Regions from separate parts of the Mus musculus genome. Here region 2 is linked to region 1. The links are chromatin contacts, found by Hi-C in ENCODE. All regions are on one chromosome and are shown on one strand. Each heading gives the region's core, a stretch centred on a gene start or an enhancer-like site at or near the end of the contact. The rest is flanking DNA. Distances are from core to core; before and after follow the strand shown. Region 1 holds the start of Scg2 (secretogranin II). Region 2 holds the start of Ap1s3 (adaptor-related protein complex AP-1, sigma 3).

Region 1 (2,934 bases), core at 127-2,626:
CTTCTTCTTCCTTCTTCTTGAGTTTTGCAAATGCCACAAAACTTTCAAAGCCTTCTGAATAGCCTTCTCTTTAGTGCTTTCCAATGTATATTAAAATAATCTATCTTTCATCCCCATTGATTAAAGCCTTCTTAAAGCCAGAAAACTATATTCATTTTTTTCTTTTCCCAGTAGTTCACAAACTATCTGGCACCTCATAAGCATCATAACTCAGTTGGTGGGTAGATAAAATTGGAATGTGATTGTTCAGTCAGCAGAGACTTTTAGAGGACCTCATACAACAAGATTCTCTCAGTTCTCAGAAATATATTTCAGTATATACAGGGTTAGAGGACTCACATCTTTAATAAAATAAAGTTAAAAATTTAGACCTGTATAAATTATTAAGGTACCTAATCAAGTTCCACGGCAAAGTACAGCCATGGTTATGAATTATAAATCCAAGAAGCGGTGGGTTAACTCTGACATTGTTCCTTGGATGGTTCTCATTCATTGAAGTTAGTCACCTCAACTTACTCAACCAAAACCTAGAAGTATTTCTGTGGTACTATGTTCTCTTGATGCCAAGAGGGCTCTAGGCATATGAAAATCTCTCAATCTCTCTCCCTCTCTCTCCCCCTTCCACCCCCACTCTCTCTCTTCTAGCAGTAATCCCTCCCTTCCTGGTAGGCAGTATGTTTTTTGGAGCACAGTTTCTTAGCTATCTCTTGCAACACCTGATTTTGCTGAAGATTTGAATGGCCTCATATAGAAGTATCAACAACTTGAGCGTCTGTGAACTCTCATTTTGAACACTGTGCTGAAAGAATTGGAGTTGATTCTCATTAAAAAAAAAATTAAGCATCTCACCTTTTTTGCTCAAACTAAACAGTTTTAAAACAGTTCTGCCTGGAGTCATGATATGAAATACGATCTATCATATTTGCAATGTTCTGTTCAATTGTGGCTGCACCAGGAAATGAGAACGTATTTCTTTATAGGCACAAATAAAAAGATAGTCATTATCTGTAAAATTCTTATGACATGGCAGCAAGCCCAAGAAACCTTTCTAAACAAGGCGTGAAAACGCAGAGATGTCCTTGCAATTAGTCATGTCTATCTGACAGATTTCTTCCTTTCTAAGGGAATTTGTGCTGAACATTTTATTTCGAGCCTCAGAGATAAAAGAAGGGGGAAGAAGCTGTAGTTTTTGCTACATAAGACAGGTGGCGTAAGCATGCAACGCTTTAAAAAAATATCTAAAGTGATTGTTTTCTCTCGGATTCTTTGAAAAAGCTCGCCTGCGCTGGGGTTTGAGGCTGAGCCGGTGACGTCAGCGTGGAATGCGGAGTCAGGCGCCCAGGCTCTCTATAAGCCGAGGAGCTGTCCGGTGCTGAAACGGCCCGAGCCCTCACTCAGCGGCAGAGAGGAGCATGCTTGGAGCCTTCCACATAATATAAGACAGAGGTAAGACTGCTTTCTCTTCTATTTACTGGAAAGTTCTCATTTGAGTGTCCCTCCCTGTTTTCCCAGATGAGAGGAAAAAGACCGTTGGCAAGCTTATATTGATAGAATAACCGGACAACCTGCTGCTTTTTAGGCAAGGATACTCTATACGTGTGTGCCGAAATGAGGGGCTCTGTGATTTACAGGACTTGTCAGAGAATATGCATTAACTATAATGTTACTGAGTAAAACTGTATGCAAGGAGAGCAGAAAAGTTGAGAATTTTAACGTCAACATGCCGATTAATGTAAAGTTAACCAAACCTTATGTTTTGATTCTTTCTCTAATGTGTTCTTTTTCTCCCAAGAGTCAGATATAGAACCAAAAATATAATTTTATATGCTTAATAATCTTAACAGACAGTTTAAAAGGATTCAAATGTCATCAATCATATGAGTCACAGAGGCAAAAAATTTAGATTTGTTTTCTTTCTTTGATATTCACCTTAAGGGAACTCTGAATTAATTATTAATTATTTTATGAACTGGTATATTCCAGAAGGGCTTATGTTATTATGTGCTAATTTTAGTCTTGAGAAAGCAGCTTAGAATAATTTTGAACATTGACATTTTCCCCTTTTCAAAGATGAACTATCACTTTGTGGGAAAGGTTCATGTTACTAGGAATCACAGAGAAATGATAACTTTGAATCCAGGGAAGAAAATATATAGATCGGTATGGACTGTGATTGTAATTTTTATGCGTTGGTTGGAAAAGCTGATATGTTACTTGCTGAAGAGGTTGATTGAAGCAAATTTATTTTTGTTTATCCTAACTAGGTGGGTTGTTTGAATCAGATTTACTCACATGTGTTGATGGTTCAGTGTCAATGTTCCAGCTGATTTCATAGGAAAGATGTTTTTTACTGTAAGGGGCATCAATAATAGCTGTCTGAGGAGACACAATGTTCCTACCATTTAGACTTCAGAAAATTAAATTTTAAATCAAACACTGTGTAAGGTGTTAGAACTATTAAAGCCATCTTCACTGCTTGCAAGAGCAGCTCCTAGAGAAATGAAGTCCTTTGAGTGTTAGAAGCAATAACGGTGTCATCTAAAGTAAACCAGAGTCAGCGACGAGTCGGCCATGCATGTTAGGCTGTGGTTCAAACTGCAATGTGCATTCTTTCTCTAATTCTACAGAAAAACCTCCCTTCAAAGTAGTGGGTTCTCAGATAATCACGTAATCCATATGCTAAGATGTGTTAAGAGTATGTCAAGATAATGATCTTAAAGCAAATGCACTCAATATGGCTTTCAAGATAACATTTAACATGACAGTAGTGAAAGCTGATTGCCAAAGCTAAATCAATCCTGAAGTAATATGAAATATATTATATACATATAGAACCCTTTTTATTTAAACTTCATTATATCACTCACAAGTTTATGGGTACAGTTTCTTGAAGAAAGCATTTGTTTATTTTGGAAATGTTCTGTGTATGCTTAA
Region 2 (2,934 bases), core at 252-2,751, 230 kb before region 1:
TTTCCTTCAGTGTCCTGGCTTCTCTGTCAGAACAGCTTACCACCTCACCAGGGGGCAGTTTACCTGGCTTCCGGGTAATTTACAGTAGCTAATTTGTGTCTTGCTAGCCCAGCTGTTGGGGTCTCTTAGCATTTCCTGGGCTTTGTTGCAACTTGTATATCACCTATTGTTCTGTTGGGGACTGTGAGCACCAGTGACATCAGTGACATCAGTGCCCCCTCATTCATCACCAGGGCTCCCCCATAGGGCCTGGCATGAAGGAAAGGCATTAGTGGCAGGAATTCGGGAGCCCAGCTGGAGTTCTCTTTGCTTTCCTGTTCCTAGATGGGGGCTGGGGGGGCACGGGGTGTCTATATCCTGCAGATGGTTCAGATTAGATCCTGGAGAGGAATTCCGTCGACTTATGGGTCTAAGAGCCATTTAGACAAAGGTTAACCTTTAAGAGTCATTGTCTCTCTTTGGGTATATGGCGAAACCAGCCCATTCTCCCCAAATCAATCTGTGCTAAAACTCTGCTTAGAACTCGGAGACCTGGAGATTCTTTATTCCGGCTTAAAACTCCCCTAATTGTTTAGCCAATACCAAGTGGTCTGTCCTGAAACCATACACATAAGAGCAACACTAAAAGACCGAGCAGTAACACACACACACACACACACACACACACACACACACACACGCACACACACACCCCTAAAGAAAAAAGAAGCCACGATTTCAAATGAAACTGCGCCGGGGCAGGGTGGGTGGGTATACCTGGGGAAGAGGGGAATTTAAGGGAAGAAAGGGGAAAATGATGTAATTATATTTTAATTTAAATAACAAAACAGTCTAGGCCTAAAAATCAAGGGGAAGAAAAACAGCTGAAGAAAAACAAACACCACTCCCCCCCCCCCCGAGTTTCAGTACCTTAATGTAATAGAAAACTTTAAGCGGAGAGGGCTATGAATGTTCTTGAATTGCAATTTTGGTAAAAAGCAAAACAAAACTCAAGGGAGTGTGTGTGAAAACATTTTTCATGTATTTCTAGCTCTGGGAACTGCTCTCTCCCTGAGGTGTAGGGCCAGACTGCTTTTTACACTTTTCTCAGGTGTAAAGGCAAGCATCTTCTTTTGGCGGAAGGTCGCCAGTCCCATTCATGAAGCACACAACGTGGCAGCAGAAGAAGGATCGCAGACCCCAGACCAAAAGGGAAGCTGGGGCACCAGGCGCGGTCAGCGCAGAAGGTGCGCGCGCAGGTGTAAGCACTGCCCTGGGTGGGGCTAGCGGTGATGAGGGGCGTGGCGAACTGCGGGGTCCCCGTGGCGCAGGAGAGCAAAGGAAGAACCAGGGGGAGGAGGAGGGAGTGAGAAAGGGTAAAAGGGGGAGCTGGAGCGGGAGGCTTGTGAAGAGGCAGAGAAGGAGTGACACAATTTGAGGAAGCCAGGAGGAAGGTGTGTGGGAGGAGCGGAGGGGAGGAGCAGCCCGGTGCGGGGAGGAGTCTGCAAACTTTCAGTTCAAGGGCATTGTGGGAAGTAGCCATGGTCTGAGGCTAGCGCCTCACCTGTCAGCCGCCCGGGCTGCTACAGTCTCTTCTGGCCCTCGCATCCCGGGCAATCGCTGCTGTAGGGACCCGGGACCATGGTGAGTAGGGCTGAGCATCGTGATGGAGCTGGTCGAGGCGGTGCGCGCTCCAGGTGACACCTGCGGCTCCAGGGCCGAACACGCGGCTGGGGAGGGGGTACGCGCCTAACCTGGCTCTGGGTACCGCCGAGTCACAGGCGAGGGTGGCCCGGCTGCTCCGGACAGTGCAGGTCTCCCCGTTCCTGCGAGTCCCACGGACACCGGGCACCGCTCTTCATTCATTTCAGTCTCTTTCTCTGATCGCTTGGTCCGAGCCAGGCGCTGGGGATGTCGCGGGGGACCAGGTGCTTAACACTGGTAGGAAAGGATGCCTAGGGAAAGAGACGGTGATGGAATGGTGAAATAAAAATAACTTTCCAGAGCGAGGAGAACTCCCAAGCCTCAAGAAACCCGCCTGAGAGGTAATTTTTGATTTGGTGGCCTTTTTGAGGAAGTGACATTTGAGCTCCCCGAGGTGTTTTGGTAGAGCGCAGCAGTTGGAGGGGTGAGCGACTGTGAAGAGGAGAAATGAAACCCCGGTTTGTGGCTGGAGAGGCGGGAGGGATACCAGGTAGCAGTTCTTCATAAAGTAGAGTTTTGGGTTTTGATTCGCTCGAATTTTAACAGGAGTAGTGACCGTATCCATTCTACACTTCCTGAACCCTTTGATTGATGATGGAGAATGGACTGAGATGTGGGGGGGTGGGGGCGTGGGGTGGAATTCCTATCAAGATGAAAGCCCGGAGACCCGCTACACTCAGAAGTGGATATCCAGCTCTGGGTGGAAGCAATACCTGAGGTTTCTCTCGCGCTGGCTTTCTGCTGGGACAGTGACTAGTTTGGTAGCCTGTCCCACTTCCCTGGTTGTGCACACTTCCCAAATTCTCAGAGAAGTGACCTCCTGAAGGCACTCTCTGGATGCACGACAGAGAGCAGGTGACTTTAGAAAGAAGGTTGAGTTGGAGTAGTCCATTGCTGAGACACCCGGACAGATAGCCCAGAGGATGTCGGCAGGGTTCCCAGCGTGCCCATTTTTTGTTTGTTGAGGTAAATGCAGGGTGCAAAAAGGCCCCTGTAAATAACGGAGCAGCTCTCTTGGCTTGCTCAAGTTTCCCAAGGAACAAGGTACCCAGGAAGATAGCTCATTTGCCTAATGGAGGTGGGATGAAGGCTGGTTCCCAAGTATCTATGGAGCCCAAAGCTGCTTACTTCTTGAGGAAGGGGCAGGATTTGAGGTAAGGCCCTGAGTTCTAAACAGCACAAGGTGGGAGTTTTGTTTTTCTCCTCTCGTGTCAAATGACCTTCAGAATCTGGGAAGGTTCTCCAGCTTTC

Evidence for each region. Hi-C counts contacts between places; a loop is a spot of excess contacts on that map.
Region 2: a loop to region 1 is called in a map of heart, with 2.6 times the contacts of the local background. The contact joins the promoter of Ap1s3 here to the promoter of Scg2 in region 1. A Hi-C loop is called at or near these places in 1 of 37 maps with a recorded cell type or tissue (heart).

Annotation. Positions count from the first base shown.
Region 1 is chr1:79,438,468-79,441,401 of GRCm38, reverse strand. Scg2 (secretogranin II) reads left to right here and starts at 1,376. Exons shown (of 2, transcript NM_009129.3): 1 at 1,376-1,446.
Region 2 is chr1:79,670,539-79,673,472 of GRCm38, reverse strand. Ap1s3 (adaptor-related protein complex AP-1, sigma 3) reads left to right here and starts at 1,501. Exons shown (of 5, transcript NM_183027.2): 1 at 1,501-1,623. The coding sequence starts at 1,621.